Regions from separate parts of the Homo sapiens genome. Here region 2 is linked to region 1. Evidence: chromatin loops called from intact Hi-C (ENCODE). Cell type or tissue: prostate gland. All regions are shown on one strand. Each heading gives the region's core, and the rest is flanking DNA. Links, peaks and the distances in the headings are about the cores only. Region 1 overlaps SPMAP2L (sperm microtubule associated protein 2 like). Region 2 has its middle 58 kb from the start of HOPX.

Region 1 (16,117 bases), core at 2,680-10,679:
TTCACTCTCTTGGTAGTGTCCTTTAATGCATAAAAGTTACTTTTGATGAAGTCCAATTTATTTTTTCTTTTGTCACATGAGCTTAGATATGACAACAAAAGGTCATAGCTAAGATATGACACCAAAGGTCATATCTAAGAAACCATTGCCTATCTCAAGATCACAGAGAAGTATGCCTGTGTTTTTCTCTATGAGTTTTATAGTTTTAGCTCTTATATTTAGGTCTGTGATCAATTTTGAGTTAATTTTCATGTATGATGTGGGCGTCAAACATCATTCTTTTGCATGCAAATAGCCAGTTATCACAGCACCATTTGTTGAAAATACTATTTTTTCCCCATTAAACTATCTTGACACTCTTGCCAAAAATCAATTGCCCATAAATGTAGGGGTTTACTTCTGCACTATCAATTCTGTTTCATTGCTCTAAATGTCTATCCTTGTGCCTGTAACAAATTGTCTTAATTACTGCAGCTTTTCTGTAAGTTTTGAAATGAGAAAACTGTCTTCCAACTTTGTTCTTATTCAAGAATGTTTTTGGCTATTTGATGTCCCTTGCATTTCTATATGAACTTTAGGATCACTTTATCAATTTCTATGAAAAAAAGGAAGCTGGAATTATTCTTTTTTTTTTTTTAGACAGGGTCTCGTTCTGTCACCCAGGCTGGAGTGCAGTGGCACCATCACATCTCACTGCAGCCTTGATCTCCCAGGCTCAAGCAATCCTCCAGCCTCAGCCTCCCAAGTAGCTGGTACTACAGGCTTGTGCCACCATGCCCAGCTAATTTTTTTTCTTTTTGGAGATGGAGTTTCACTATTGTTGCCCAGGCTGGAGTGCAATGATGTGGTCTCGGTTCACTGTAACCTCTGCCTCCCAGGTTCAAGCAATTCTCCTGCCTCAGCCTCCCAAGTAACTGGGATTACAGGCACACACCACCACTCCTGGCTAATTTTTGTATTTTTAGTAGAGACGAGGTTTTACCATGTTGGCCAGGCTAGTCTCGAACTCCTGACTTCAGGTGATCTGCCTGCCTCGGCCTCCCAAAGTGCTGTGATTATAGTTGTAAGCCACCATGCCTGGCCTAATTTTTTTTTTATTTTTAGTAGAAAATGAGGTCTCATTATGTTAAGTTCCTCTTTTCCTCCTTCCCTATTCCCTGCAACAGCCATCTTACTTTCTGTCACTATGAATTTGACTATTTTTGGTACTTCAAATAAGTGAAATCATACAGTATTTGTCTTTTCTGTGACTGGCTTATTAAACTCAGCATAGTGTCCTCAAAGTTCATCGATACTGTAGAATGTGTCGGAATTTTCTTCCTTTTAAAGGCTGAGCAATATTCCTTATATGTATAATTTTGTTCTTTTTGATACTACTGCAAAATTGGTTTTCTTAATTTCACTTTCAGATTGTTCATTGATAGTAGATATACAATTGATTTTTCTGTATTGATTTTGGATTCTGCACCTTCTTGAACTAATTTATTAGCTCTAATAGTCTTTATGTAGATTCCTTAAGATTTTCTGCATACAAGATCACGTCATTTCTGACTTGAGATGGTTTTACTTCTCTCTATCCGATCTGGATGCCCTTTATTTTTTTTTATTTTTTATTTTTTTTCATGCCTAATTGCCCTGGTTAGAATCTCTAGTATGAGACTGAATAGTAATAGTGAGAGCTGACAACTTTGCTTGTTCCTGATGTCAGGGGTAAAGCGTTCAGTCTTTCACCATTAATTATATTAGTTGTGTGTTTCTTGTAGATTCCCTTTACCAAGTTGAGGAAGTTTCCTTCCATGCCTAGCTTGTTTAGCATTTTTATCATAAAAGTATCTTGAATTTTGTCAAATGCTTTTTCTGAGTCTATTGAGATGATCATGTAGTTTTTGTTTTTTTCATTCTATTAATTTAGTGTATTGCTTTGATTTTTGTATTTTGCACTCAACATATTCTCACATTCCTGGGGTAAAGCCAATTTGGTCATGGTGTATAATTTTTTTTACATTTTGCTGGATTCAGTTTGTTAGTTTTTGGTATGAATTGTTGCATGTACATTTGGATTTGGTTTGCTAGTAGAGTATTTTGGTGTGGATTATAGCATGTATATTCATAAACTATATTGGTCTGCAGTTTTCTTATCTGGTAATCATCTTTTCTGGTTTTATTATCAGGATAATACAAGTCCTCATAGAATGAGTTGGAAAGTGTCTGATTTTTTGAGAGTTTGAAGGAATGGTGTTAATTATTTTCTAAATATTTCATGGAATTCACTAATAAAGCCATCTGGTTCTGAGCTGTTCTTCATAGGAAGCTTTTTATTAATTCAATCGCTTCACTTGTTACAGATCTGTTAAGATTGTCTATTTCTTCTTGACTCAGATTCAGTAGTTTGTCTTTATAATAATTTGTCCATTTCATCTAGGTTCTCTCATTTGCTGGCTTTTATTTGTTTGTTTTCTCATTTTATTTGATTTTCTGAGAAACTCAAAATCAGGGTCTTGTTTTGTCACCCTGACTGGAATGCAGTGACATAATCACAGCCCACTGCATCCTTGACCACCTGGGCTTATGTGATTCTCCCACCTCAGCCTCTGAGTATCTGGGACCACAGACACATGCCACCATGGCCAATTAATTTTTTAATTATTTGAAGAGATAGGGTCTCACTATGTTGCCCAGGCTGGTCTCAAACTCCTAGCCTCAAATGATTCTCTCGCTTCAGCTTCCCAAATTGCTGGGATTACAGATGTGAACCACCATGCCCTGCCCTTTTTTTTTTAATATAGGCATTTACAGCTATAAATTTCCCACTAACCACTACTTTAGCTGCATCTCATAACCTTTGGTATGTTATGTTTTCAGTTTTATTCATATCAAAGTGATTTCTTCTTTGACCTATTGGTTGTTTAGGAGTGTAATTAATTTAACATATTTTTAAATTTCTAAATTTCCTTCTGCTATCAGTTTCCAATTTCATTGAACTGGTTCAGAGAATTGATTTTCTATGAATTTAATCCTCTTAAATTTATTGAGACTTGTTTTATGAGTTAATATGTGATCTATCCTAGAGAATGTTCCATGTACACTTGAAAAGAATGTGTATTCTCCCATTTTTGAGTAGAGGTTTCATAGACATGTGTTAGATATAGTTGGTTTCTAGTGTTATTCAAGCCTTCTATTTCACTACTGATCTTCTGCTTGTTATTCTACCCATTATTAAAAGTGGGGTATTGAAGTGTCCAACTATTATTGTTGAATTCTATCAGGTTTTTGCTCTGCTGTTGGGTGCATGTATGTTTATAGTTGTTATCTTTCCTTTCTTTCTTACTTTTTTTTTTCTTGTAGAGATGAGGTCTTGCTATATTACCCAGGCTGGTCTTGAATTTCTGGCCTCAAGCAATCCTCTCACCTTGGCCTCCCAAAGTGCTGGTGTGAGATACTGCATCCAGCCATAATTGTATGTCTTTTTAATGGATTGACTCTTTTATAATATAAAATGTCCTTTCTCTGTCTTTAGTAACAATGTTTGTCTTAAAGTCTATATTGTCTGATATCAGTATGGCCAATCCAGGTCTTTTTTGGTTGGCGTGCATGGTATATCTTTTTCCATTTTTTTACTTTCAGTCTATTTGTTTATTTGAATCTAAAGTATGTCTTTTGTAGACAGCATATAGTTGAGTGAATTTTTATCCATTTTTTATCCTGTCTTTTTATTGGAGTGTTCAATTCATTTACATTTAATGTAATGTACATTTAATGTAATTACCGATAAGGTAATATTTATGCCTGCCATGTTGCTATTTTTTCTATATATTTTTTGTTCCTTTGTTCTTTCATTTCTTCCTTCTTTTGTGTTAGATATTTTCTACTGTGACATTTAAATTTCCTTGTTATTTATTTTATTACATTTTAAAAATTATTTCCTTAGTTGTTTCTCTGTACATCTTACAACAATCTAGTTCAGACTAACACCAAATTAATTCCTATGGTATATAATAACTTTGCTCCTATATAGCTCTATCCCCTCCCGCTCCTTTGTACTTTTATTTATTCATTGTATGCCCATCAACATAAATTTATAATTATTGCTTTAGGCAATTGTCTTTTATGTCAGGTAGAAGAAAAAGAGTTACAAACAAAAATATATACATATTTACATTTTAATGTAATTATAATGTACTATATAAAATGTGCTACATTCTATATTTACCTATGTAGTTAATTCTTTTTGTGCCCTTTATTTGGATTTGAGTTATTGTCAAATGTCTTTGCCTTTTTGGGACACAGTCTCACTCTGTCACCAAGGCTTTAATGCAGTAACATAGTCACTGCAGCTTCAACCTCCCAGGCTCAAGCAATTCTCCTGCCTCAGCCTCCCGAGTAGCTGGGACCACAGGCATTCACCACAACACCCCAATAAATTTTTTGTTTTTAGTAGAGATGAGATCTCACTATAATGCCCAGGATAACTGTCCTTTCACTTAGTCTGAAATACTTTCTTTATTATTTCTCGTAAAGCAGGTCTGCTGGCAATGAATTATCTCAATTTTTGCTTATCTAGGAATATCGTAATTTCCGCTTCAGTTACGAAGGATAACTTTGCTAAACAGAGTATTCTTAGCTTACAATCTTTTTCCTTCAGTGCTTTATTTTATTTATTTATTTATTTTGAGACAGAGTCTCACTCTGTGGCTCAGGCTGGAGTACAGTGGCGCAATCTCTGCTCACTGCAACCTCCACCTCCCTTTTTAATGGACTGACTCTTTTATAATATAAAATGTCCTTTCTCTGTCTCTAGTAACAATGTTTGTCTTAAAGTCTATATTGTCTGATATCAGTATGGCCAATCCAGATCTTTTTTGGCTGGTGTGAATGGTATATCTTTTTCCATTTTTTTACTTTCAGTCTATTTGTGCCTATTTTTTTACTTTCAGTCTATTCTTGTGCCTCTGCCACCTGAGTAGCTGGGATTACAGGCATGAGCCACCACACCTGGCTAATTTTTATATTTTTAGTAGAGATGAGGTTTCACCATGTTGGCCAGGCTGGTCTCAAACTCCTGACCTCAGATGATCCACCCACCTTGGCCTCCCAAAGTGCTGGGATTACAGGCGTGAGCCACCACACCTCGCCAATCCTTCAGTGCTTTAAGTACTTTAATTTGAAAGCACAGAAGTCAGACCATTAGCCTAAGGAAAATCTTGGCTTTATACTTAAACAGCTCCTGAGAGGTTTTCTATATTAAGGTATTATAAAATAGCTGATGTTCATAATAAAGAGCTTAAGCCAATGAACAATGGTTACATGTATGTTCAAGCAGCAGAAAAGTCTACTTAGAAAAGCAGGGAAATATAAACTTAAAAAAGTACAAAATGTTTTAACTAAAGGGCATTTTATTTACATGCAACATCAAACTGAGGTCTCAAGAAGTGGCAATAAAGTATTCCTTTGTTTATAACTATAGACACATTACCAAATTTATGTGTATACATAACTACCAAATTTTATGTATTTGGTACAGTGGATTTTATTGAATGAATTGATAAATAAGTAATTGAGGAAACCCTGTGGGAAGAATTGGGCCTTCTTTCGCAGTATTCTATGATGCAAAAGACTCAAGCTGTCTAGTTCAACCTTTCTCTGAATGTAGGAATCTTTTCTAAAATCCATGTAAAGTCACAGTTCCAGCCTGGGCTTGAAAACTTGCAGGGATGAGGGTGGAATGCTGGTTCACTTTCCGTTACTGGACAGTTTCCATTACCCAATAGCTAGTCAGAAAGATTTTCCTCCACTAAGCTGACGTCTGCTGCCCTGTCAATGTTCTACTTCTAGTTCTAGGATTAACATAAAGTAATTTTACTTTCACCTCTTCTTCCTCTTCCAGATGTCAACCCTTTAAATATTTTAACACAGCTGTCACCACTTTCTTATTCTCTTTTTAAACTAAACATGTCATTTCTCTTAATTATTTTTCACATAACATAGTTTCCAGGAGCCCAATATCTCATTTCCCACCTTCTGAATAGTCTCAAGTTTATTATCATTTCTTAAGGTATAACATACATAACTGCACATACATGTCCAGTGTGTTCCGACTAAAGTAGCACACAGTAGCACTATCACCTCTCCACAACTGTACACTGTATATATTCCACTAATGCAACCTAACATTGAATTAGCTTTTGCAACAACCACATCACAATCTTAGCTCCCATGGAAAATGTACCACCTAGTGGTCTTATAAAGACAAGGAGAAATTCAGCCTTCAAAGCAAAAGGAAGAAAAAGTATCAAAGTCAGAGAGATACAGGAGAACAAATTCCACAAATTGCAAAAACCTGTGGTGTTTTAGTTGCATATTTCCTTTTAACTGGCTAACAATGGTAAGGTTTAGTATAAATTTTAGTTTCACCACAATGTGAGTCAAATGTAATTACCGAAGATGAACTTCTGATTACCTACAATAGCTGCAAATATTTGATTTTTTACCTGATGCTTTGGAACACAAGTGGACTCTTAGCTCATGAAATTGCACACACTAAAATTAGAACAAAAATACTAAGACATCTGGCCAAATTAGATTAGGATTTACAGAGATTCTCAAGATACTCTACCTATTTAGTAGACACTGTCTTTTGAATCCATTGGGCTGTGACAGCCTCTGGATCCTTTTGGAGGGTTGTCTAAACAATGCAGGAGGAGTGATCTCCCAAATTACAGACTCTCTTCCACAGCTGTGGTAGTATTGAGCCCTGCAAGTTGTAGAAGAGAAAAGAAGTAAACGAAACAAGCATGATTTCAAATTGTCATAGTATTTTCCAACATCGATCCCCAGGCCTAGGGGAGCAGGTATGACAGTTTATTATTGATGATCTATTTTCCATGTGAGGAGAAATTAATTGCTTTAGAAACGGTTACACCCATCAAGTTTTCAACTGGCTTCTATTATACTCAAAACAGATAGTTTTCTCAAATAAATGACATCTTCTTTTTTTTCTTTTTTTTTTTGAGATGGAGTCTCGCTCTGTCGCCCAGACTGGAGTGCAGTGGTGCGATCTTGGCTCACTGCAAGCTCCGCCTCCCAGGTTCACGCCATTCTCCTGCCTCAGCCTCCCGAGTAGCTGGTACTACAGGTGCCCACCACCACGCCTGGCTAATTTTTGTATTTTTAGTAGAGACGGGGTTTCACCGTGTTAACCAGGATGGTCTTGATCTCCTGACCTCGTGATCCACCGGCCTCGGCCTCCCAAAGTGCTGGGATTACAGGCATGAGCCACCGCGCCCAGCAGACATCTTTTTTTTTCAATTGAGACAGGATCATACACGGGCTCACTGCAGCCTCAACCTCCTGGGCTCAAGTGATCCTCCTACCTCAGCCTCCCGAGTAGCTGGGATCACAGGCATGTGCCTCTATGCCCAGCAACTTTTTAAAATTTTTTCGTAGACATGGGGTTTCACTATGTTCCCCAGGCTGGTCTTGAACTCCTGGGCTCAAGCAATACTCCTGTCTCAGCCTCCCAAAGTGCTAGAATTAAAGGCATGAGCCACCATGCCTGGCAATTACATTTTCCAAATAGACCAAAAGATATACAGATGAAGAGAAAATTTGCTGCTTTTAAAACCAAATACTTCCTTTAGCATCTATATAAATAAATTTTTTTACTATATTTCTATTTTATACGGTGAATTATATTGATACTTTGCTAGATAACTGAGTTTAGGAATACATTCTACTTGATGATGTGCACAGAATAATCATTATTGGGGCTTGTTAACTATGAATTTTTAGGATAAGTAATAATATTGTTCTTCTTTTATTTGTCTATTTATTATTTTTAGAAGCACGATCTTGCTCTATTGCCCAGGCTGAAGTGCAGTGGCACAATCATGGCTCATGGCAGCCTCAAACTCCTGGGCTCAAGCAATGCTCCTGCCTCAGCCTCCTGAGTAGGGGGGACTACAAGTTTGCATCACCATGCTGGGCTAATTTTTTTATATTTGTACGGATGGGGGCTCGCTATATTATCTAGGCTAGCCTCGAATGCCTATGCTCAAGTGATTCTCCCGTCTCAGCCTCCCAGAGTGCTGGGATTACAGGCATGAGCCAGCACACCCAGCCACCATTGTTCTTCTTAACAACGCTGCCCTTCAATCTTTCCTTATCAAAATACATCATCAGTGGAAAAGGAAGTGACATTGACTACCCCCCCAGACCCAATGTTAACTCAAATTGCAGTCCCACTTTTGCTTCTATTATAAGGACCTCTGTTCCTTTAGGACGTTCACAGATACAGATCTGCATCCCTCTCTCTGCCCAAGCCTCTGTCTGCTGGTTGCAGCTGTAAACATCCTTTACATCTAGGCTGAACTGGTGTCTTGTAAGCCTCAATCTGCATATAAGACTGTATCCCCCTTGCTCGCGACCACCCAGTCTTGAGGCCTGTCTACACCACCACACATATCTTTTGAGGGGGCTGGAGGCTGCCCAGCCCTGACTCTACTGCCCAACTGCACTGACTCACCTACCCACACCCATACCCACACATAGCCCAGCTTAAAAAGGCAGGAAACCTCTAGCCCCTACCTGGGATTGGCCTTTTGAAGGAAATGGCAGTTCAGTTTGGGAATTAGAAATACAGAAGGAAGTGGTGACTTTGAACAATGGGGCACACTGTGGAGACCTTAGACTCAGGCAAAAGGAGCCACAGTGGTTGGGAAGAAGGTGATTACGCAGCCAATGAGCGGCACAAAGGCAAGATGTGCTTGGAGAATAGAGCCGAGGGGAAAGGCCCAAGCAGTGAGTGAGAGATAGAAAAAAAAGAAGACACCAGAGACAACTGCTACTCAACATTCTCTCAGGTGGGAATGGCAACCACCAAATGCCAGGAAAATCTGTACTGACCATAATACTTATGCCTTATGCTGCCAACACCTAGAAGTACATAAGTGTTCTACAAAATGGAGAAAATAAACAATATATGGTGATTATGAAGACTAAACAAGAGAAGTGTATATGTTATTTTATAATTCACAAAGCACTATTCAAATGATTCTATTAATCAACTTGTATATTAATTTTAAATTTCATATTTGCATATCTTTTCCTTATAGATGCTGCATATTAACAGAATGTACTGCTGCTGCCCTTACGTGCTTCTCCTCCTCCCAGAGTCATCCACACATCCAAGTCTCACAGCGCTGTCAATGTAGCAGGTACTCAAATTTTTTTTTTTTTTTTTTGGAGATAGAGTCTTGCTCTGTCGCCCAGGCTGGAGTGCAGTGGTGCGATCTCAGCTCACTGCAACCTCTGCCTCCTGGGTTCAAGGAATTCTCCTGCCTCAGCTTCCCAAGTAGCTAGAATTATAGGTGTGCACCACCACCCCCAGCTAATTTTTGTATTTTTAGTATAGACAGGGTTTTGCCATGTTGGCCAGGCTGGTCTCGAACTCCTGACCTCAGGTGATCCACCTGCCTTGGCCTCCCAAAGTGCTGGGATTACAGGTGTGAGTCACCACTCCCAGCCTCAAATATTATTTTAATATAGAGTACACTGCATTTTTCTCATTGTAAAAGAGACAAATATTCAGTATACAAAACTTGTAAAATAAAGAAGTTTAAGAGAGAGAAACAAAAAGCATATAGTAGTCCACCATTCAGAGATAGTAATGGGTAATATCTTGGAATAATTTGAGTCTTTTTTCCCTCTATTTATACACTCAAAAAATACGTATTGAGCACCAGGTCCTGTGTTAGGAGCACTCACTAGGAGAGAGTGGAGAATAGGATAATCACTGCTTTCTTGCAGCTTGTTCTCTATGTCAAGGGGAGAATACCAAATGTAAAATACAGTCAAGCACCGTGTAATGACCTTTCGGTCAACAATGAACCACCTATACAACAATTATACTGGATTGTACTGGAGCTGAAAAATTCCTATTGCTTTGTGATGTTGTAGCCATCATAACATCATAGCACACTGCATTACTCATATGTTTATGGTTATGCTGCAGTAAACAAACCTACCAGCACATACAATTATGTACAGTACATAATACTTTTTTTAACTTCCCTGTAAAATCCAATTTTAAACAGTATATAATACTTGATAGTGATGATAAACAACTATGCTACTGGTTTATGTATTTACTACATGTTACGGGTTTATGTATTTTTATTGTTATTTTAGAGTGTACTCTTTCTACTTATAAAAAAAATTAACTGTAAAACAGCCTCAGACAGGTCCTTCAGGAGGTATTTCAGAAAAAGGCCTTTTATCATAGGAGATGACAGCTCCATGCATGTTTTGCTCCTAAACACCTTCTAGTGAGACAAGATGTGGAGGTGGAAGATAGTGATATGAATGATCCTGACCCTCTGTAGGCTTAGGCTAATGTTTGTTTGTACCTTCTTTTTTTGTCAGGTCCCGCTCTGTCACCCAGGCTGGAGAGCAGTGTGATCATAGCTCACTGCAGCCTCAAACTCCTGGGCTCAAGCAATCCTCCCCTCTCAGCCTCCTGAGTAGCTAGGACTACGGGCATGTGCCACTATGCCCAGATAATTTTTTTAATTTTTTTTAGAGATGGGGGTCTTACTATGTTGCCCAGGTTGGTCTTGAACTCTTGGCCTCAAATTATCCTCCCATTTTGGCCTCCCAAAGCATTGGGATTACTGGTGCTAGCCACCATGCTCAGGCAGGCAGATTGCTTCAGCCCAGGAGTTTGAGACCAGCCTGGGCAACGTGGCAAAGCCCTGTTTCTACCAAAAAAATCCAAAACAATTAACCAGGTGTGGTGGCGCACACCTGTAGTCCCAGCTGCTTGGGAGGCTGAGGTGGGAGGATCGCATGAGCCCAGGAGGCTGCGGTTACAGTGAGCTGAGTATGACTGCACTCCAGTAAGGGCAACAGAGCAAGACCTCTGAAAAAAAAAAAGTTTTAAAAGTTTAAAATATTTTAAAATAGAAAAAAAAAGCTTATGTTATAAGGATATATATCAAGCAGAGTCCTGTGGATTAAAAAATGATAATAAGGATATAAAGAAAAAATATTTTTGGATAGCTGTATAATGTGTTTGTGTTTTAAGCTAAGTGTTATTATAAAATAGTCAAAAAGGTTTTTTGTTTTTTTTTTTAAGTTAAAAAGCTTATAAAGTAAAGGCCAGGTGTGGTGGCTCACACCTGTAATCCCAGCCCTTTGGGAGGCTGAGGTTGGTGGATCACCTGAGCTCAGGAGTTCCAGACCAGCCTGGCCAACATGGCGAAACCCTGACTCTACTAAAAATACAAAAGTTAACGGGGTGTGGTAGCACATGCCTATAGTCCCAGCTACTCGAGGGGCTGAGGCAGGAGAATTGCTTGAACCCGGGAGGGGGAGGTTGCAGTGAGCCAAGATTGCACCACTGCACTCCAGCCTGGGTGAAAGAGCAAGAGCCTGTCTCAAAAATAAATAAATAAATAAATAATAAAAATTTTAAAAAAGAAGCTTATTGTGAGCTAAAGTGAATATATTATTAAAGAAAAACTTTTTCATAAACAGTATAACTTCAGTGTACAGTGTTTATAAAGTCTACCGTAGCATGCAGTCATGTCCTGGGCCTTCATGTTCACTCACCACTCCCTCACTGACCCACCCAGAACAACTTCCAGTCCTGCAAGCTCCATTCTTAGTGAATGTCCTATTCAGGTGTACCATTTCTTATCTTTTATACCATAGCTTTCTGTGCCTTTTCTATGTTTAGATATGTTTAGATACACAAATACTTACCATTGTGTTATAATTGCCTAAGGTATTCTGTAACACGCTGCACAGCTTTGTAGCCCAAGAGCACCAGGCTATACCATATAGCTCAGGTGTGTAGTAGGCTATACCATCTAGGTTTGTGTGAGTGCACTTTATGATGTTTGTACAACAACTAAATCACCTACGGATGCATTTCTTAGAACATAGCCCTGTCATTAAGTAACGCATAACTGTAAATAGTTGTGGTGAGTACTATGAAGGCATCAACTATTCAGCAGAGATAGAGGCTTCCTGGGTAGGTTCGTGAGAATGTTGAAAGTTATGCTGAAGAGAATAGTCAGGGAAGGTCTCTGTGAAAAGCTGAGACCTAGGCTGAGACTTAACGGATCAAAACATCTTAGTGACTCAAAAATGGGGAAAGCATTCTAAGCAGAGGAGAAAATGAGAAAAAGGCCTTGGGATGGGAAATATCTTGGTATGTTTAAGGAATAAACATTTTAAAATAAAAGTAGGATCACAGTATATATACAGTTTTATGTTCAAATTTTTCACTTAGTATTACAGCATAAATCCTTGGGTCATGAAATACAAATGGTAATATTTTTAAAGTAAATACTTTGGTAAATTAAAACACTTAGAAGAGACTTCCACTTCCCGGCATGATAGTATAATAGGGATTGGGTTTATCCCTAGAATAAAGACATCTCCAGTAACTTTTTTTTTGAGACAGGGTCTCACTCTATCACCCATGCTGGAATGCAGTGATGCAATCATGGCCTCGACCTCCCAGGCTCAAGTGATCCTCCCACCTTAGCCTCCTGAGTAGCTGAGACCACAAGTGCTTACCACCATACCCAGCTAATTGTATTTTTAGTAGAGACAGGGTTTCACCATGTTGGCCAGTCTGGTCTCAAACTCCTGACCTCGAGTGATCCACCCACCTGGGCTTCCCAAAGTACTGGGATTACAGGCATGAGCCACCACACCCAGCCACCAGTCCCATTTTTTTAAAAAAAAAACTTAAAAGCAAGCCTCAAAAATGGACAAAGGATTTGGATGAACATTTCTCCAAAGAAGGTATTCAAATGCCAACAAACAAATGAAAAAATGTTCAACATCAAAAATTATTAAGGAAATGCAAATCAAAACCACAATGAGTACTACTTCACACATAGGAGGACAGCTTTATCAAAATGATAATAACAAGTGTTGGTAAGGATGTGGAGATATTGGAACTCTCATTCATTACTGGTGGGATTATAAAGTGATACAATCACTTTGGAAAACAGTCTAGCAGTTCATCAAAAAGTTAAATATAGGGTTATCATGTGAAACAGCAATTCAACTCCTGCTATATATTCAAGAGGAATGAAAACATACATTCACACAAAAGCTTGTACACAAATGATCATAGCAGCATTACTTTTGCCAAAATGTAAAAAGAGGCCAATGTCTAACAACTGATGAATCGATAAATAAAATGTGGCAAAGCCATACAATTAAAGATTGCTTAGCCATAAAAACAAATTTACTTATACATGCTACAACACAGATGAATCTTGAAAATATTGTGCTAAGCAAAAGAAGACAGTCACAAAGAACAACATATTGTAAGATTCCATTTATATGAAATTACCAGAATAAGTACACTTATAGGAACAGAAAATAGATTAGTGGTTACTTAGGGCTTGGAGAAGTTGAAGGGGCGTAAGAACTGACTGCTAATGAGTTTAATGTTTCTTTTAGGGAAGACAAAGTGTTCTAAAATTAGATTTTGATGATAGTTACACAGTCCTGTGAACATACTACCAAACTCTAATTTATACACTTTAATTTTTCATTTTTAATTTTTTCAGTACAGAGATGGGGTCTCACTATTTTGCCCAGGCTGGTCTTAACTCCTGAGTGCAGGCGATCCTCCCACTTCAGCGTCCCAAAGTGGGATTATAGGCATAAGCCACTATACTTTTATACTAAATTATATACCTTAAATGAGCAAATTATTTGGTAAGTGAATTAATCACAATAAAGCTATTTTTTTAAAAGAAAACCTCAGAAGATCAAACTGTTTAGAAATAAGGTAACTACATCCCAAAACAAAGCTCAAGAATATTTATAGGAATACAAAAACATCCAGGAGCCAGTAAGGTAAAATTCACAATATTTGGTACCCAATAAAAAACTACCAGGTATGCAAAGAAGCAGTAAATTATGACCCATAATGAGAAAAATCAATCATTAGAAACAGACTCAGAAATGATATATTATAAAATTAGTAGGCAAGAACATTAAAACAGCTATTGTAACTGTATTGCGTATTTTCAAGAAGGCAAAGAAAAGATTGAGCATGTTAAGTAGACACAAAATATAAAAATACCCAAATGAACCTCTAGAGATTAAAAACTACAATGGGTGAGAAGAAAAATACTCTGGGTGAGACAAACATTACACTGTAGAAGAAAAGATTAATGAAGACATAGAGAGAAATAAAACACAGAGGTGAGGAAACAGATTCAATGTGCTGTGGGAAAACTTCAAGCAGTCTGATACATCCAACTAGAGCCCGCAAAGAAGGAGGAGCAGAAAAAATATCTGAAATAATAATAACTGAAAGTTTTCCAAATTAGATGAAAATTGTAAATTTAAAGATCCAATTTTAATGAACCCCAAACAGAAGAAACATTATGAAAAAAACATTAAGATATATGATAATCAAATTTTTAAAAACCAGAGACAAAGAGAAAAATCATTAAAGCAAAATAACAGTCAAAGTCTCATCAGAAATAATGGAGACAGTGAGGCAGTATTTGTCCATCTGGAGTTCTATGCCCACCAAAAATACAGTTCAAAATGAAAGTGAAATAAAGAATTTTAAGATATGCAAAAGCTGAAAGAATTCATCAGCAGCAGACCTGAACTAAAAGAAGTATAAGCTGGGCATGGTGGCTTACATCTGTAATCCCAGCACTTTGGGAGGCCGAGGCGGCGGATCACTTGAGGTCAGGAGTTGGAGACCAGCCTGGCCAACGTGGTGAAACCCTGTCTCTACTAAAAAAAAAAAAAAAAAAAAAAAAAAACCACCAAAATTAGCCAGGTGTGGTGGTGTGCACCTGTAATCTCAGCTACTTGGGAGGCTGAGGCAGGAGAATCACTTGAAACCATGAGGCAGAAGTTGCAGTGAGCCAACATCGTACCACTGTACTCCAGCCTGGGTGACATGGCGACACTCCATCTTAATTAAAAAAAAATATTATTAAAGAAAGTCCTCCAGGAAGAAGAAAAATACAAAATGAAATGTATAGATTTAATAGATCTACACAAAGGAATGCAGAGTATGGGAAATGGTAAGAATGCCGGTAAATATAAAACGCTTTTTCTTATTTTAAAAATCTCCTTAAAAGATTTGACTATTTAAAGCAAAAATAATAATAATGTAAGATTTATAGAAGTAAAATGTATGATCACCGTGGCACAAAGGCCAGAAGTAGGGAAATGGTAATATACCATTATAAGAATCTTACACTAGGCCAGGCACAGTAGCTCATGCCTGTAATCCTAGAACTTTGGGAGGCCAAGGTGGGCGGATCACGAGGTTGGGAGTCTGAGACCAGCCTCACCAACACGCTGAAACCCTGTCTCTACTAAAAATACAAAAATTAGCTGGACGTGGTTGCGCATGCCTGTAATCCCAGCTACTTGGGAGGCTGGGGCAGGAGAATCGCTTGAACCCGGGAGGCGGAGGTTGCAGTGAGCTGAGATTGCACCATTGCACTCCAGCCTGGATGACAGAGCAAAACTCTGCCAAAAAAAAAAAAAAAAAAAAAGAAAAAGAAAAAGAAAAAGAATCTTACATCATACATTAAGTAGTATAAATTAAAGATAGAAAGGTAGACTGTGATAAGTTGAAGATGCACATTATAAGTTCTAAAGTTCTAAAACTAAAAAACAAAGTTATAGTGAATAGGCCAATAAAGAAGATAAACTGAAATAATAAAAAATCAATTAATTTAAAAGAAGGCAACAGGCCAGGCACAGTGGCTCATGCCTGTAATCCCAGCATTTTGGGAGGCCAAGGCAGGTGGATCACGAGGTCAGGAGTTCAAGACCAGCCTGGCCAACATGGTGAAACCCTGTTTCTACTAAAAATACAAAAATTAGCCAGGCGTGGTGGTGGGCACCTGTAATCCCAGCTACTTGGGAGGCTGAGGGAAGAGAATTGCTTGAATCCGGAAGGCAGAGGTTGCAGTGAGCCAAGATTGTGCCACTGCAGTCCAGCCTGGGCAACAAGAGCAAAACTCCATCTCAAATAAATAAATAAGTAAATAAATAAATAAGAAGGCAACAAAGAGGGGAAAGGGGAACCAAAAAAAGATGGAATAAA
Region 2 (16,117 bases), core at 4,133-12,132, 48 kb before region 1:
CTAAAGTTGGATGATCAATGCAGAAGAGAGAGCACAGACGTGTGTAAAAGCCCTCACATGTATGTTGTATCTTAATTTTTCACTCAGAAATTTACAAATGATAAAATTCAGGTTTTTCAGAGCAGAGGTGCCAACATATTTGGACAGAATCTGACTTTTGTTCCAAAGTGGAATGAATGAATCTCTGCCCACAGTTGAATCAACCTAATCCAAAAGGAGAAAAAAAACTGTAAAGCTAAACTACTGAACATTTCTGAGTCACCCACAAAAATGAAAGTATCAGTTAAACAGGAGAAATTAAGGAGCCATTTCGACTTGGAAGGGGAGTCTGTTCTTGAGGGCATGCAGTTGTCTTTGCGGATTGCTGTTCTTGGATAAAAGTAGACAGGGAGAAAGAGCAGTCACTTCTCAAGTGACCCCAACCTGTTAAGAAGGCATGATGCTCTAGGCTGGTGGCGCTTAACCTTGGCTGCATCCTGGAATTACCTAGGGAGCTTTAAAAACCACTGTGGCCTGGATCCCACCCCAGAGATTCTGATTTAATTGGTCTGGGGTGTGGCCTGGGCATCAGGATTCTTAAAAGCTCCCACGTGATTTTAATATGCAGCCAAAGTTGAGAACCACTACTCTAGATTCTAGAACCTGGACCCAGCAGAGCACCTCACAGGCTACTAAACATTCAATAAATATGTGTTGTACTGGTAATAGTAATTTTAAATGTTTTAAGTTGAGATATAATCCACATAACAAAATCCACCATTTTAAAATTTGATTTGCTGATTTTTTGTCCATTTTTCATGTCATATAACCATTACTTCTATATAATTCCAGAACATTCCCATCACTCCTGCTATAGACTAAATATTTGTGTCCCTCCAAAATTCATATGTTGAAATCCTAACCCCCAATGTGATAGTATCAGGAGGTGCCTTTGGGAGGTGACTAAGTCATGAGGGTGGAGGCCTCATGAATGAGATTAGTGCTCTTACAAGGAAGAGACACAAGAGCCCTCTGCTCTCTAGTATATGAGGATACAATGAGAAGACAGCATCTGCAAACCAGCAAGTGGGCTTTCACCAGACACAAGATCCACCAGCTCCTTGATCTTGGACTTCCCAGCCTCTAGAACTGTGAGAAATAAATGTTTGTTGTTTAAGGCACCCAGTATATGTTAATTTGTTATAGCAGACCTATATTAGGCCATTCTTGCATTGCTATAAAGAAGTACCTGAGCCTGGGTAATTTTTAAAGAAAAGAGGTTTAATTGGCTCATGGTTCTGCAAGGAAGAAAGCTTCTACAGGAAGCATGGTGCTGGCATCTGCCTGGCTTCCAGAAAGGCCCCAGGAAGCTTACAATTATGACAGAAGGCAACGGGGGAACAGGCACATCACATGGCGAAAGCAGGAGCAAGTAAGAGAGAGTTGAGGGGGCAGGTGGCACACATTTTTAAATGACTAGATCTCATGTGAACTCAGAGAGAGAGCTCACTTATCACCAAGGGGATGGCCCCAAGCCATTCATGAGGGATCCACCCTTATGATCCAAACACCTCCCACCAGACCCCACCTCCAACACTGGGGACTACAATTCAACATGAGATTTGGGCACAACATCCAAACCATATCACAGCCCAATATGGTTTGGTTGTGTCCCACCCAAATCTCATCTTGAACCGCAGTTCCCATAATTCCCATGTGTCAGGGGAATGACTGGGTAGGAGGTAATTGAATCATGGGGGCAGTTACCCCTATGCTGTTCTCATGATAATGAATGAGTTCTCATGAGATATGATTGTTTTATAACAGGCTTCTCCCCCTTTGCTCAGCATTGCTCCTTCCTTCCACCACGTGAAGAAGGACGTGTTTGCTTCCCCTTCCGCCGTGATTGTGAGTTTCCTAAGGCCTCTCCAACCCTGTGGAACTGTGAGTTAATTGAACTTATTTCCTAATAAATTATAATTACTGCTGGGCAGTTCTTTATAGCAGTGTGAGAATGGACTAATACACAGCCCAAACTAAGACATCTCCAAAGAGAAACCCTGTACCTATTAGCAGCCAGTTTCCATTCTCTCCTCCCCTGAACCCCCAACCACTTATCTATTTTCTGTCTTTGTGAAGTTCCCTATTCTGGGTATCTTATATACGTAGAACCATATGATACATTGTCTCATGTCAGGATTTTTTCACATAGTATAATATTTTCAAGACCCAACCATGTTGTACACCACAAGGTCAAACAGCAACCATTTGGAATCTTTTGGAGGTTTAGAGAATTCAATTCCTTTTCAATCAAGTGTTAAACAAAGTTTATAGGAAGGCATTGTTTTGGACTAGTCTCCTGCACTAGGCTCCAGCAGACCAGACCAAACCAAAATGGAGTCATTTATGTTAGCTGAAGCAGGTAAATCCCCAAATGGACTAGCGTTCTCCTGAAAACAAGAGATTCACAGCAACCAGAAAAAGCCAAGTTTGCCTGAGTCAGCATAATAAGGAAGTCCCCTCTGCTTTAACCCTTATAAGAAGTGACCTGTAGTAAGCTTGTGTTAACCAATCTACTTTTTAAAATTATTGTTTCCTCTGTTCCAATGATGCATTCTGAAAAAATTTTTTAAAAATTATTGTTTCCTTGTTCCCACTTACAAAATCTATTCTGCCACACCCAGGAGAACACTCATTCTATTCTATAGATTGAAGTGTTGCCCAGTTATAGAATAGCTAATAAAATTCACTTAGATTTTTAAACTAAATGTGTCATAATTTTATCTTTTGATATAAGTTGCTCCATTTGTACCAACAAGTGAGAATTGTGAGTGAAAACCCCACCAATAGTTTTAGATTCTGCAATTAGTAAATAAGTCGTAGACCATCTCCAAAGCCAAGGAAGTTTCAAAACAATAGCAGCAACCTAAGAGGTCCTGTTTATAGGGTTAGCTGAGCCTAAATAAGGATAATAATTAGGGAACTTGCTTTGAACTGTTGGGGGAAAAAGCCACAGTAGGGCCAGATTTAACACATATGCCAGAGAGAAGGATTGTTTTGCTTTAAGGAGCTGAACAGCTAGCCAGAAGGAAGAGCGAACCTTCGGTATTTTTTTCCTGCTCTGGCCAACATCATCATTCCTTTCATCTTCTCTCATAAGGAAGCTACTATGTTGTCCAGTCCTGGTACAAAATACTTATTCCATAAAAGCACATGAGTCTCTAGCCTGACAATCAGAAGGGACTTTCCCTTCAATCTCTCCTCTTTTGTGCTCTGCACTCCTTAATGCTTGGGGGATGTGGAGAGCAGTAAGAAAAGCAAAGCCAAAGAATTATGATCTCTGGGTCATTTAATGAAGCTAGTTTATTTATTTATTTATTTTAGAGCCTGAGACTTACTTGGGGATATTAAAAAGTCTGATAAATTGATCCAAATTCCACAAATATGGACTAAATGCAGTTTCATTTCAGTACAGTAAACACTGCCAGAGTGGCTACAAGGTGGCAGACACAGGGCTGGTCACTGGGGTCCAGAGACGAATGAGGCCTTGACCCTGCTCTCACTAGATGGGTTCACTTAGCATCCAGCTCTGGAATTTAAGCAGATCTCCCAGGGGGCATGTATGTCCGTCTTATACAGTACAATTAATTACTCTCCAAGTCTGCATGCACCTTCAGAACTGAACTCAGGTTAAGGATCAAGCAGAAGCTCAGATGTGGTTTGAATAAGGATGTTGGCCTTCCATGGTTAAAGGTGTAAAACCAGATGTATATAAGCTCACCCTGTGATGAGACATCCCTGCAGAGCCTCCTTAGCTGGTTTTCATCACATTTTGAGATCAGGACACCTTAGAGTCACTTACTCAGGAGGTGGAGAGGGAAAGGCTACCTCCTCCTGCCAATTGCTGCACTTTTCATTCCCAGTGGGTAACAGAAGGCTGGGCACCCAAACATATTATCTAGGCCCAGCTGTGAGGCTAAGATGACATATTGTCCTCTCTGTATATAGGAAATGCTAGAGGACTAGAAAGGCTGACAATAAGACTGTTAAGGACTTTGAAAAGATTTAGAGCTGCAAGGAACTGTGGAGAACATTTGAGTCCTGAGCAGTGGAAGCAAGAGGGGAGTGGTGAACAGAATGGCCACTGGAGCAAAGAGCTTGTTGTCATTGTCCTTCTTCTCCATGGGTATGGTGCCTCCCAGCGGTGGGCCACCCACCTGGGCCCTGGGGCTCCAGCCCACATGAAAAAACCTGGAGCCAAATACTGCCATTGCGGCCTCCCTGCTTAGTTGAGTAGAGATTGAATAAAGGTTTCATCAGACAACTCACAAAAAAGAAAGTCAATGGGCTCACACAATCCCCTTTCCACAGAAACAGGGCCTATCTTGGACAAAATTATAAATTCTGGACTGGTTTCTGAGGTCTTTTTGTAACCATCCAATGGGTTCATCTTGCTGGCTGCCCAGACAGAGCCAATTTATTGGGACAGAAATTGCAACAGAGAAAGAGTTTAATACATGTAGAGCCAGCTAACCAGAAGGCTGGAGATTTATTATTACTCAAATCAGCCTCCTTGAAAATTTGGAGGCTAGGATTTTTTAAAGATAGTTTGGTGGTGGGGGCTAGGGAATGGGTGCTGCTGATTGGTTGGGGATGCACTCATAGGGTGTGGAAATAGTCCTTCTGCCCTGAGTCCGCTTTTGGGGAGGAGCCACAGGACTAGTTGAGTCATGAGTGGACTCATCAGGTTGTGAGAAATGGAAAAGTCAGAAAAGACAACTCAAAAAGCAAATCTTATGTTCTACAATACTGATGTCATTTACAGGAGTAATTGGGGAAGTTACAAATCTTGTAACCTCTGGAACAATGGCAGGTTATCATTTAACTATGCATACATCTTAGCAGAATTCAAGCCCCTCTTGTAATCCTAACTTTGCAGACTTTAGTTTAGTTTTGGGAAGGGCTATTATTATCCTTGCTTTAAGGTTACACTATAAGCTAAATTTCTCCAAAAATTAGCTTGGCCCATGCCCAGGAATGACCAAGGACAGTTTGGAGGTTAAGGCCAAGATGGACTTGGTTAGGTCAGATCTCTTTTACTGTCATGTTTTTCTGTTATAATTTTTACAAAGGCAATTTCACTTTCATATTTTATTTCTCATCCCAGTCACCCATGGGAGGCTATGGCCTTTTCTTTTCCTTATCTTCATCTTCTTCCATTGAAACTTATCTGTCCTATGTCTCATTCCTTCAGTTTCCTCTCAGCTGAACTGTGTTGAGAGGTATCCAATGTCTCCAAAGGTGACCACATATGTGATGGTTGGCATCGGCTGGGAAGGGAAGTCTTACCACTTAGCAGCAGGGACCAGTGTGGCCAACCCACAGGGTAGCCACAGGGCTTTCTTGAAAGCTTCTTGGAGAAACCCTGGAGATTGTCTGGGAAACACACCTTCTGACTTCACTCTGTTGAGAAATAACTCCGGCTATCTGGAAGCTGAAATTTTACTAGGGGAGATAAGAACTACATACAAATAAAATACATGGCCTGTATTAGTCCGTTTTCATGCTGCTGATAAAGATATACTGAAATTGGGAAGAAAAGGAGGTTTAATTTGACTTACATTTCCACATGGCTGGGGAGGCCTCAGAATCATGGCGGGAGGTGAAAGGCACTTCTTACATGGCAGCAGCAAGAGGAAGATGAGGAAAAAGCAAAAGTGGAAACCCCTGATAAACCCATCAGATCTTGTGACACTTATTCACTATCATGAGAATAGCACGGGAAAGACTGGCCCCCATGATTCAATTACCTCCCCCTGGATCCTCCCATAACCTGTGGGAATTCTGGGAGATACAATTCAAGTTGAGATTTGGGTGGGAACATAGCCAAACCATATCATTCCGCCCCTGGCCCCTCCAAATCTCATGTGCTCACATTTCAAAACCAATCATGCCTTCCCAACAGTCCCCCAAAGTCTTAACTCATTTCAGCATTAACCCAAAGTGCACAGTACAAAGTCTCATTTGAAACAAGGCAAATCCCTTCCTCCTATGAGCCTGTAAAATCAAAAGCAAGCTAGTTACTTCCTAGATACAATGGGAGTACAGGTATTGTGTACATACAGTCATGCCAAATGGGAGAAATTGGCCAAACCAAAGGGGTAGCAGGCCCCATATAAGTCTGAAACCCAGCAGGGCAGTCAAATTTTAAAGATCCTAAATGATCTCCTTTGACTCCAGGTCTCACATCCAGGTCACCCACAAGAGATGGGTTCCCATGGTCTTGAGCAGCTGTACCCCTGTGGCTTTGCAGGGTAGAGCCTCCCTCCTGGCTGCTTTCACAGGCTTGCATTGAATGTCTGCAGCTTTTCCAGGTGCACAGTACAAGCTGTTGGTGGATCTACCATTCTGGGGTCTGGAGGACAGTGACCCTCTTCTCTCAGCTCCACTAGGCAGTGCCCCAGTAGGGACTCTGTGTGGGGGCTCTGACCCCACATTTCCCTTCCACACTGCCCTAGAAGAGGTTCTCCATGAGGGCCCCGCCCTGCAGCAAACTTTTGCCTGGACATCCAAGTATTTCCATACATCTTCTGAAATCTAAGTGGAGGTTCCCAAACCTCAATTCTTGACTTCTGTGCACCCGCAGGCTCAACACCAAGTGGAAGCTGCCAAGGCTTGAAGCTTCCACCCTCTGAAGCCACAGCTCGAGCTCTGTGTTGGCCCTTTTCAGCCAAGGCTGGAGCAGATGGGACACAGAGCACCAAGTCCCTAGGCTGAACATAGCATGGGGACCCTGGGCCTGGCCCACAAAACCACTTTTTCCTCCTAGGCCTCCAGGCCTGTGATGGGAGGGGCTGCCATGAAGGTCCCTGAAATGGCCTGGAGACATTTTCCCCATGGTCTTGGGGATTAACATTAGGATCCTTGCTAGTTATGCAAATTTCTGCAGCTGGCTTGAATTTCTCCTCAAAAAATGGGCTTTTCTTTTCTACTGCATCATAGGCTGCAAATTTTTGAAACCCTCATGTTCTTTTTTTCCCTTTTAAAACAGAATGCTTTTAACAGCACCCAAGTCAACTTTTGAATGCTTTGCTGCTTAGAAATTTCTTCTGCCAGATGCTCTAAATCATCTCTCTCAAGTTCAAATTTCCACAAATCTCTAAGGCAGGAGCAAAATGCTGCCAGTCTCTTTGCTAAAACATAACAAGAGTCGCCTTTGCTCCAGTTCCCAACAAGTTCCTCATCTCCATCTGAGACAACTTCAGCCTGGATTTCATTGTCCATATCATTATCGATTTTTTGTCAAAGCCATTCAACAAGTCTCTAGGAAGTCCAAACTTTCCCACATTTTCCTGGCTTCTTCTGAGCCCTCCAAACTGTTCCAGCCTCTGCCTGTTACCCAGTTCCAAAGTTTCTTCCACATTTTTGGGTATCGTTTCAGCAGTGCCCCACTCTACTGGTACCAATTTACTGTATTAGTCTGTTTTCATGCTGCTGATAAAAACATACATGAAACTGGGAAGAAAAAGAGGTTTAATTGGACTTACAGTTCCACATGAGTGGGGAGGCCTCAGAATCATGGTGGGAGGTGAAAGGCACTTCTTACATGGCAGTGGCAAGAGAAAAAATGAGGAGGAAGGAAAAGTGGAGACCCCCAATAAACCCATCAGATCTCTTGAGACTTATAGACTATCATGATAATAGCATAGGAAAGACCAGCCCCCATGATTCCGTTACCTCCTTCTCAGTCCCTCCCACAACACATTGGAATTCTGGGAGAATTCAAGTTGAGATTTGAGTGGGGACACAGCCAAACCATATCATGGCCAAATAATACTTTGAAATGTGGATTTCTTTCTTTTTCTCTCTCTAGGGCTCCTCTCCCTTCCTTAGAGAAGGCTCTTGGCCTCATTGCCTTGGGGAAGGAATGTAGCAAGGGAGAACACAGATAAAGCTTGAAAGTGTTTTTTTGCTCCTTGTTCCAAAAGCTTACACCCTTAGGGAATCCAAGAGGTGGGGCATTGTGGAGGAGATTAAAGAAAAAGAAGCTGTGTCATCCCCAGACTGGAAAGAGTTTTCCATGGGTGGGGGTAAAAAGAAAAAAGGAGAGGCTGTGGGTTCTAGGAGCAGAAAGGATCATGCCTGGCTTTGCAACATGGTCACTATTTAGGAAAGAAAGCCCTAGAGAGAAAATGGCTATGTCTAAGTAGAAAGAATTAAAGGAGCCTCATCAAAGGCTCCTGCATCCTGGGCAGGCTAGAAAGGCAGCAGGAAGCTGGAGGACCCAAAGGGAACATATGGAGGAAAAGAACACATCCTAGCAGTAACCCGTGTGGACCAGGGCCCAGAGGACCATCCCAATCTGCCTTCCCTCCCATTATCCCCTAACCCCAGCCCTCCAGCCCCACCACTCAACATCTTAGCACCTGAAAATTCAGAAAGGTGCGAGACTGTTTTTCCACCAGCCGAGTTGGGGGTAAAAAGGCTCAAAGTCAGAAAGCAAGCTGAGTTATGGAGAATAAAGTCATGCTTTTCATACACCTGAGTTTATGGCCATGATTCAAGGCAGAGAAGGCAGTGTGCGGCATGAGGGAGAAGGATGTAGGTGGCTCTTGGGCTGGAGGAGGTTGGAGTCTGATTGTGGAGAGCCAGTTTGAGTTCTCCTGGATTAGCCAAACTCCCACCACAGAGAGGGAGTTGAAGACTTGGTTCTCTGCCTGAGCAAAACCTGTATGTTCTCAGAACAAAATGAAATGTGTTATTGCTGATCAACAAGATACTAACAATAAAGCACTTTGTTAAACACCTTCATATATGTTTGTTAATATGGTGAATCCTGTAGTGAGAATTGCTAAGATACAGTGTTTACTTAATAAATAAGCCTAGGGAGATTTGGAACTTTGCCTATAAAGAGTGAAATAGATTCATCTGGATAGATTTAATGTTCATGACAGTCAACCAAATGAGAAAGTTTATTTTGGCAATGGGTGCGAGGTATTTTTATTGCTCTCATTTAGTTCTTATTCCTTATTGCCTTTGCAAAATAAATAATGCTGCTTCATGCAAAATAAACTTCAAGCATGTTTTAACCTGATTTGTGTGGATGAGTCAAGATTTCCCCAAGAATCTATCCTGCAGCAGTCTCTTCTTCCACTAATTTATTTTTGTAAAAAAATTAATAGGCTTTCTTTTCTTTTTTAGCATTTTAGGTTTACAGAAAAATTTAGCAAAAAATATAGAATTCCCATATATACCTCTGCTCCCTACCCTGTCCCCCAATTTCTCTTATTAACATCTTGCATTAGTGTGGTACAATTGTTAAAAACTTGATGAGCCAATATTGATCATTATTATTAACTAAAGTCCATAGTTTACATTAGGGTCCACTCGTTGTGGTGTATATTCTATGGGTTTGAATAAATGTATGATGGCATGTTTCTACCATTACAATATCACACAGAGTAATTTCACCGCCCTAAAAATCCTCTGTGCTCCACCTATTCATTCTCTCTCCCTTTCCTTTTCCAGCCCTGGCAGCCACTCCAATTTGCTTTTATTAATCACACAAACAACTATACAGCAAATGAAATGAGAATCCAGTGAATACACATTTACATTGTATATCTAACCTTTTACATCAGTTCACATTGTCTCTATCTTTATCAGTAGGCAAGTTTATATTTTTCCATAGCTATAATAACTGTGCATATTATTTTCAATTCTAATTGTGTTCAATCAGCATCACTTCATAGATCTATTCCTATGTACAAGCAGATTCCACACACATATCATCTTTTATCTTGCCATAATGTCTAAGGATGAATTACCTTATGCTTGCTATGATTTTTCAGGATAAACTACCTGCCCTACAGTTATGAGATGTTTGCTCAAGTTCTAGCTCTTCAACATAAACAACTGGCATTGCCATACAATTTGATTCTTGTGAACTAAATGGTGTCATACAGAGAGGGTCATTTTTCTTCAAAGAACAAGTTTTTGGAGATCTCTCATAATTCAAGATTCATTTTTCCATAGGAATAAATAAAGAGTATGAGAGATGAATTCTGGGAGTACAAAAACCTATCACTATTGGAGCACATTTTTGCTTTCATGTTGCTTTTCATTTTTTAGCACTATTTTTAATTTTTCCTATAGTCTCCTAAATTAATAGGCAGTCTCCTAAATTAATAGTACAGTAATAATTTGCCTTATTCATACCATTTTCTCCTATCTAAATTTTATGCTGGACTTTCTGATTTATAGTTGCGTTTTTTTTCCGTCCAGTTTTAGCAACATCATCACTTGAATGACATTTTTATAAGATTTGTAAAATCTTTCAAATTATAGTAACAGTCAATATTAGAATAACAATCTAATAAATACTAACCTCACTCACAGAATTTCAGATGTCTTTGAACAACCATGGTTCTCCTGACATGGAGAATGAAGAGGATTACAGTTTGCTAACTGAAGGGGCACTCTCAGATGCTAGGCAGCAATTGAGAACAGTTTACAAGTCACTTCCTTACAGTGAGACTTAAAATTTTTATATCATGCTGCATTACATTACTTTAAATAGAGTATTTAAACTATTTCCACAGCAGAATGCATGCAGCCTTCAGCTGGCCCTGCTGAATTGCATGCACCTTAAAAACAACTAGAAGGATGTCGGGCGCGGTGGCTCACGCCTGTAATCCCAGCACTTTGGGAGGCCGAGGCGGGCAGATCACCTGAGGTTGGGAGTTCGAGGCCAGCCTGACCAACATGGAGAAACCCCGTCTCTACTAAAAACACAAAATTAGCTGGACATGATGGCGCATGCCTGTAATCCCAGCTACTCGGGCAGTGAGGCAGGAGAATCGCTTGAACCCAGGAGGCGGAGGTTGCGGTGAGCTGAGATCGCGCTGTTGCACTTCCAGCCTGGGCAACAAGAACAAAATTCCGTCTCAAAAAAAAAAAAAAAACTAGAAGGCTATTTTGTTTCCTTTAGGCTGCAACTCACTTTTTATCTTATCATCCAAATAAACCAAAAATCTCTTTTGGAACATAAGCTTGGGGTTTTCTTTTCTTTCAGCATAAAAAATTCCCAAGGAGCTGGACAACAGTAACTCATTTAGAGAGGTTTCATTCTGGCTGTGCAAGCCCCAGTCTGATTCTTGGGTCCTGACTTTCCTTTCCTTGTGAAGTGACTGCAGATTGTAGGCAAGGCTGTGGCCCTGGTCTAGCATTTCCCATGCAGGATTTACAGCCTCGCTGCTGAAGGGATGCCCAGTGAGAGACTTTGAAACAGCTTGTTTAGGTAAGTGTAGATGCATCCAAGTCCCAGCCAGCCAGCCTTAGCTGTGACTCTGCAGTGCCTGGTAGAGCTGCCTATGACATTCCTCAAGTCAGCCCTGCAGACCATCCTACAACAGCCACTCCATGGAGATCAGAGCTATATAAGCTAGTTTTTTTCTGTTTTTGTTTTTGTTTTTGTTTTTTTAGTATTGAGTTGTAGGAGTTCCTTATATATATTGGGGTTTAACCCCTTATCAAATAGTTTGCAAATATTTTCTCCCACTTCACGGATTGCCTTTTCACTCTGCTGATTTTCTTTACTCTGCAGAAGCTTTTTAGTTCATTGTAGTTTCACTTACTTATTTTTTAGTTTTGTTGCCTATGCTTTTGACGTTATATTGTGAAGATGTGGAAACAGCCTAAATGTTCATCTGCAGATGAACAAATAAATAAAAATGTGGTATATATACACAACAGAATATCCTTCAGCCTTAACAAAGAAGGAAATCCTGCCTCATGCGACAATATGGACTAAGCTTAAGGACATTGTGCTGAGTGAAATAAGCCAGTCACAGAAAGACAAGTACTGTATGATTCCACTTACATGAGGTATCTAAAACAGTCAAATTCATAGAATCAAAGAGTGGAATGGTAGTTGCCAGCCACTGGGGGGAGGAGAAATGGAACGGTACTAACAACAGGCATCAAGTTTCAGTAAAGCCAGATGAATAAGCTCTAGAAATCTGCCACATTGTACCTATACAGTAGTTCCTCCTTAACTGCAGTTTTGCTTTTAGAGGTTTCAGTTACCCAAGGTCAATCACAGTCTGAAAATAGGTGAGTAGGGTACAATGCAATATTTTGACACAGAGAGAGAAACCACATTTACATAACTTTTATTGCAGTATATTATCACAATTATTCTATTTTATTACTAGCTATCATTGTTCATCTCTTACAGTGCCTAATTTATAAATTAAACTTTATCATAGGCATGGTGTCCTAATTAGGGAAAAGGAGTCAGGCTTGTAGGACCAGGGGAAAGCAAAGAGATAAAGCAAATAAGCCATATGTCTGCCTTTCTTCATGGTCCAGAACATATAAACAAAAACAGGAAGCAGATAAGCTACAGGGCTGCTTTTCTTTATGGCCCAGGACATATGGCCCTCCTGCACAGATAACGTACAGAACTCCCAAACTTCCTGTTTATCATCAAATGATTCAATTTTTCAAACACCCCGGCTGGCAGAAGAATGCAAGTTAAGCTCCGTGCTGCTTTGGCATTATCAATCAGCCCAAGTTCCGTTCTATAAAATCCTCAGCAAGCCTTTTGACATGGTTTGGCTGTGTCCCCACCCAAATCTCATCTTGAACTGTAGTTCCCATAATCCCCCTGTGTGGTGGGAGGGACCAAGTGGGAGGTAATTGAATCATGGGGGCGGTAACCTTCATGCTGTTCTTGTGATAGTGAGTGAGTTCTCACGAGATCTGATGGTTATATGAGGGGCTTTTCTTTTTTTGCTTGGCACTTCTGGGTTCTGCCACACCGTAAAGGACATTTGCTTCCCCTTCTGCCATGATTGTAAGTTTCCTGAGGCCTCCCCAGCCCTGAAGAACTGAGTCAATTAAACCTCTTTCCTTCATAAATTATTCAGTCTTGGGTATGTCTTCATTAGCAGCGTGAGAAATAACTAATACACCTTTGTTTCCTTGCAGTCCGCTCCTTTTGTGCTGGTTCTGCCTGCTGCCTCCTGGCAATGTATTTTCATACTTTCTCTAATAAACCTGCCTTTCTTATTTACAACTGTCTTGGTAAACTCTTTTATCCCCTACTGATATGGGAGTGCTGGGAAGGGAAGAGAGTGGTCCCTTTAAATGATATGAAAGTGGAAAAGGGAAATGCTGGGTAGAGGAGGGTGTGATCACTGGCCAGGGCTCTACCCTCATGGACCTAGGTGAGGACAGGCACATCTGCCTTCCCACCCAAATGTTGCATCTTCCAAGACCACCCTGGCCATGTAAAAGCCCGAGACCCTAGCAAGGCAGAGACACAAGCGGCTGGATGTTGTGAGCAACAAGGCAGAAGAAGACATAAGCGGCTGGTTGTGGAGAGCACACTGGTGGAAGAGCACGCCAACAAGCACTGGCAAGCCATTGACCAGCAGAAGGACGCAGAATTTGGACGGAGCAGTCAGAGGCGACCTGACTCCAGGGGAAAACCATCTCCCTTCTGGCTCCCCCATCTGCTGAGAGCTACTTCCACTCAATAAAACTTTGAGTTCATTCTCCAAGCCCACGTGTGATCAGATTCTTCTGGTACACCAAGGCAAGAACCCTGGGATACAAAAATCCCTCTGTCCTTGTGATAAGGAAGGGGGTCTAAATGAGCTCGTTAACACAAGCCGCCTATGTTGTCCGGACAACTAAACAAAAAGAGCACCCTGTAACACATGCCCACTGGGTCTTCAGCTGTAAACGGCACCCCTAGACACTGCCGTGGGGTCAGAGCCCAACACCCTGCCCATCTGTATGCTCCCCTAGAGGTTTGAGCAGTGGGGCACTGAAGAAGGGAGCCACACCCCCAATGCATGCCCTATAAGGGGGAAAAGAGGCCCTTTCCCCTTTCACTACCACCGGCTCAGGTAGTCCTTGCCACCCCACAACAATAGGTAGGTAGGTAGTAGGAAAAAACATAATACAGTCATGTGCTGCACAACGACATTTTGGTCAATAATAGACCAAGTATATGACAGTGGTCCCATTAGATTATAATATTGTATTTCTACAGTGCCTTTTCTATGTTTAGCTACACAAATACTTACCATTGTGTTAAAATTGCCTACAGTATCCAGTACAGTAACAAAATTCAGTACAGTAACTACACAGGTTTGTAGCTGAGGAGCAACAGGCTGTACCACCTAGGTTTGCGCAAGTACACTCTATGATGTTCACAGAATGACAAAATCACCTAGTGACACATTTCTCAGAGCATATCCCTGTCATCAAGTGACACATGATGTATACATAGGGTTCCGTACTATTCGAGGTTTCAGGCTCCCCTCAGGGTCTTGGAAGGTATCCCCTGTGGACAAGCAGGGACTACTAAAATTAGCAATAATATATTGTATACCTACAAAATCTGTTAAGGGGGTAGATCTCTTGTTTAGTGTTCTTACCACAATAAATAAAATAAAATAAATAACTATGTAGATTAACAAAGGAACATGAACACAGGAAAATACAGACACCTTGCACTAAACATCTGAGTTGGCAGATGAAGGCTAATAAAGGAAGATCTTAAAAAAGGAATGACTCCCACACCTTGGAATTATTCAGCAGAGAGTCTGAAGTTAGAAAGCCCCCGTGTGCTTCTTGTGTGAAAAGTCCTCACTACGGTCTACAGCCCTGGCTATTTCTCTGACTGCCATCTGTCACTGACCACTAGCTCACTTTGCTCCAGAGGGAAATGGAAAGAGAACTCAAGGATTTTGTCAATATTAAAGGGACATATAAAAGAAGCCATACAAGATCATACCTCTTATAAATTACTTACTTGGTGAACCCACAATGGTTCTTTGATACTTGCTACTCAAGGTGGTGGGGTCCACATGCCCAGCAAGCAGCCTCTTAGGAGCTGACTTGTGTCTCCACAAAATTCATGTGTTGAAGTCTTAACCCCCAGTACCTCAGAACGTGACTGCATTTGGAGATAGGGCTTTTAAAGAAATAACTGAGTTAAAATGAGGTCATTAGATGAGCCCTAATTCAATATGATTGATGTCCTTTAGAGAAGAGGAAATTTAGACACAGATGCACTAGCAGAAGGAAGACTAAATAAAGACACAGAGATTGCCAAGGACAGAGATCTCAGAAGAAAACAACCCCACCGACACCTTGATCTCAGACTTGCAGCCTCCAGAGCTGTGAGGTCATAAATGTCTGTTGTTTAAGCCACCTGGACTATGACACTTTATGTTGGCAGCCCTAGCAAACTAATCCATGGTGCTAGCATCACCTGGGAGCTCCTTAGAAATGCTCACTCTCAAGCCCCAATTCAGATCTACTAAATCTCCAGGAGATGAAACCCCAGAACTTGTGTTTTAACAAGTCCTTTGAGTGATTCTTGTGCAGCTAAATTTTGAGCAGCACCCATCCGAGTGGCGGTTCTTGGCGGCACATTAGGGTCACCTGGGCAACTTTTGAAATGAGCCTCACCTTGAGATTTTGATTCACTTGGTCAAGGGTTGCCTGGTCAGGGGTTGTAAGGGTGGACTAGGCTTAAGTATTTATTTTGTTTGTTTGTTTGTTTGTTTGTTTGTTTGTTTTGAGATACAGTCTCACTTTCTAGCCTAGTCTGGAGTGCAGTGGCGCAATCTCACCTCACTGCAACCTCTGCCTTCTGGGTCCAAGCAATTCTCCTGCCTCAGCCTCTCCAGTAGCTGGGATTACGGGCACTCGCCACCATGCCCAGCTAATTTTTGTATTTTTTAGTAGAGACGGGGTTTCGCCATGTTGACCAGGCCGGTCTTGAACTCCTGACCTTAGGTGATCCACCCGCCTCGGCCTCCCAAAGTGCTGGGATTACAGGCGTGTCCCACTGTGCCCAGCCAACTTAAGTATTTTTTAAAGCTCCTCTGTTGACTGTAAGGTGCAGACAGGGTTGACATACCCTGATTTAGTGCCTGCGGGCATAGCGTAGAAACCTACAGAAGAGATGACTGATCGCAGGTACTTTGGGGTAAAGTGAGGCAGTTTACTACCTCTCTAGCCTAATGAGCTTCTTTAGTAATGTGTGCCTTCAAGAACAAACTGGATATTTTTCTCTAGAGGTAATGAAGCATTCTTCCTCCACCTGCAAATC

Evidence for each region. Peaks named below come from ENCODE experiments on the same cell type or tissue, not always from the same donor. Only the 100,000 strongest peaks of a DNase experiment are listed, where the experiment ranks them.
Region 2: it touches region 1 in a loop (1.9-fold over the local background); 3 of 110 quality-filtered maps call a loop at or near these places.

What each region holds. Positions count from the first base shown.
Region 1 is chr4:56,566,139-56,582,255 of GRCh38, reverse strand. SPMAP2L (sperm microtubule associated protein 2 like) reads right to left here. Exons shown (of 9, transcript NM_001256475.2): 5 at 6,614-6,751. Among named protein-coding and RNA genes, the nearest start is that of SPMAP2L, 44 kb to the right of the region's middle. In prostate gland, for the core only: a CTCF peak has its summit at 6,205 (motif pointing left); no DNase peak of the experiment used is centred there.
Region 2 is chr4:56,615,213-56,631,329 of GRCh38, reverse strand. It overlaps a transcript of SPMAP2L not described here. Among named protein-coding and RNA genes, the nearest start is that of HOPX, 58 kb to the left of the region's middle. RefSeq lists a silencer at 12,027-12,116. In prostate gland, for the core only: no CTCF peak of the experiment used is centred there; DNase peaks (open chromatin) are centred at 8,609, 8,999 and 11,298.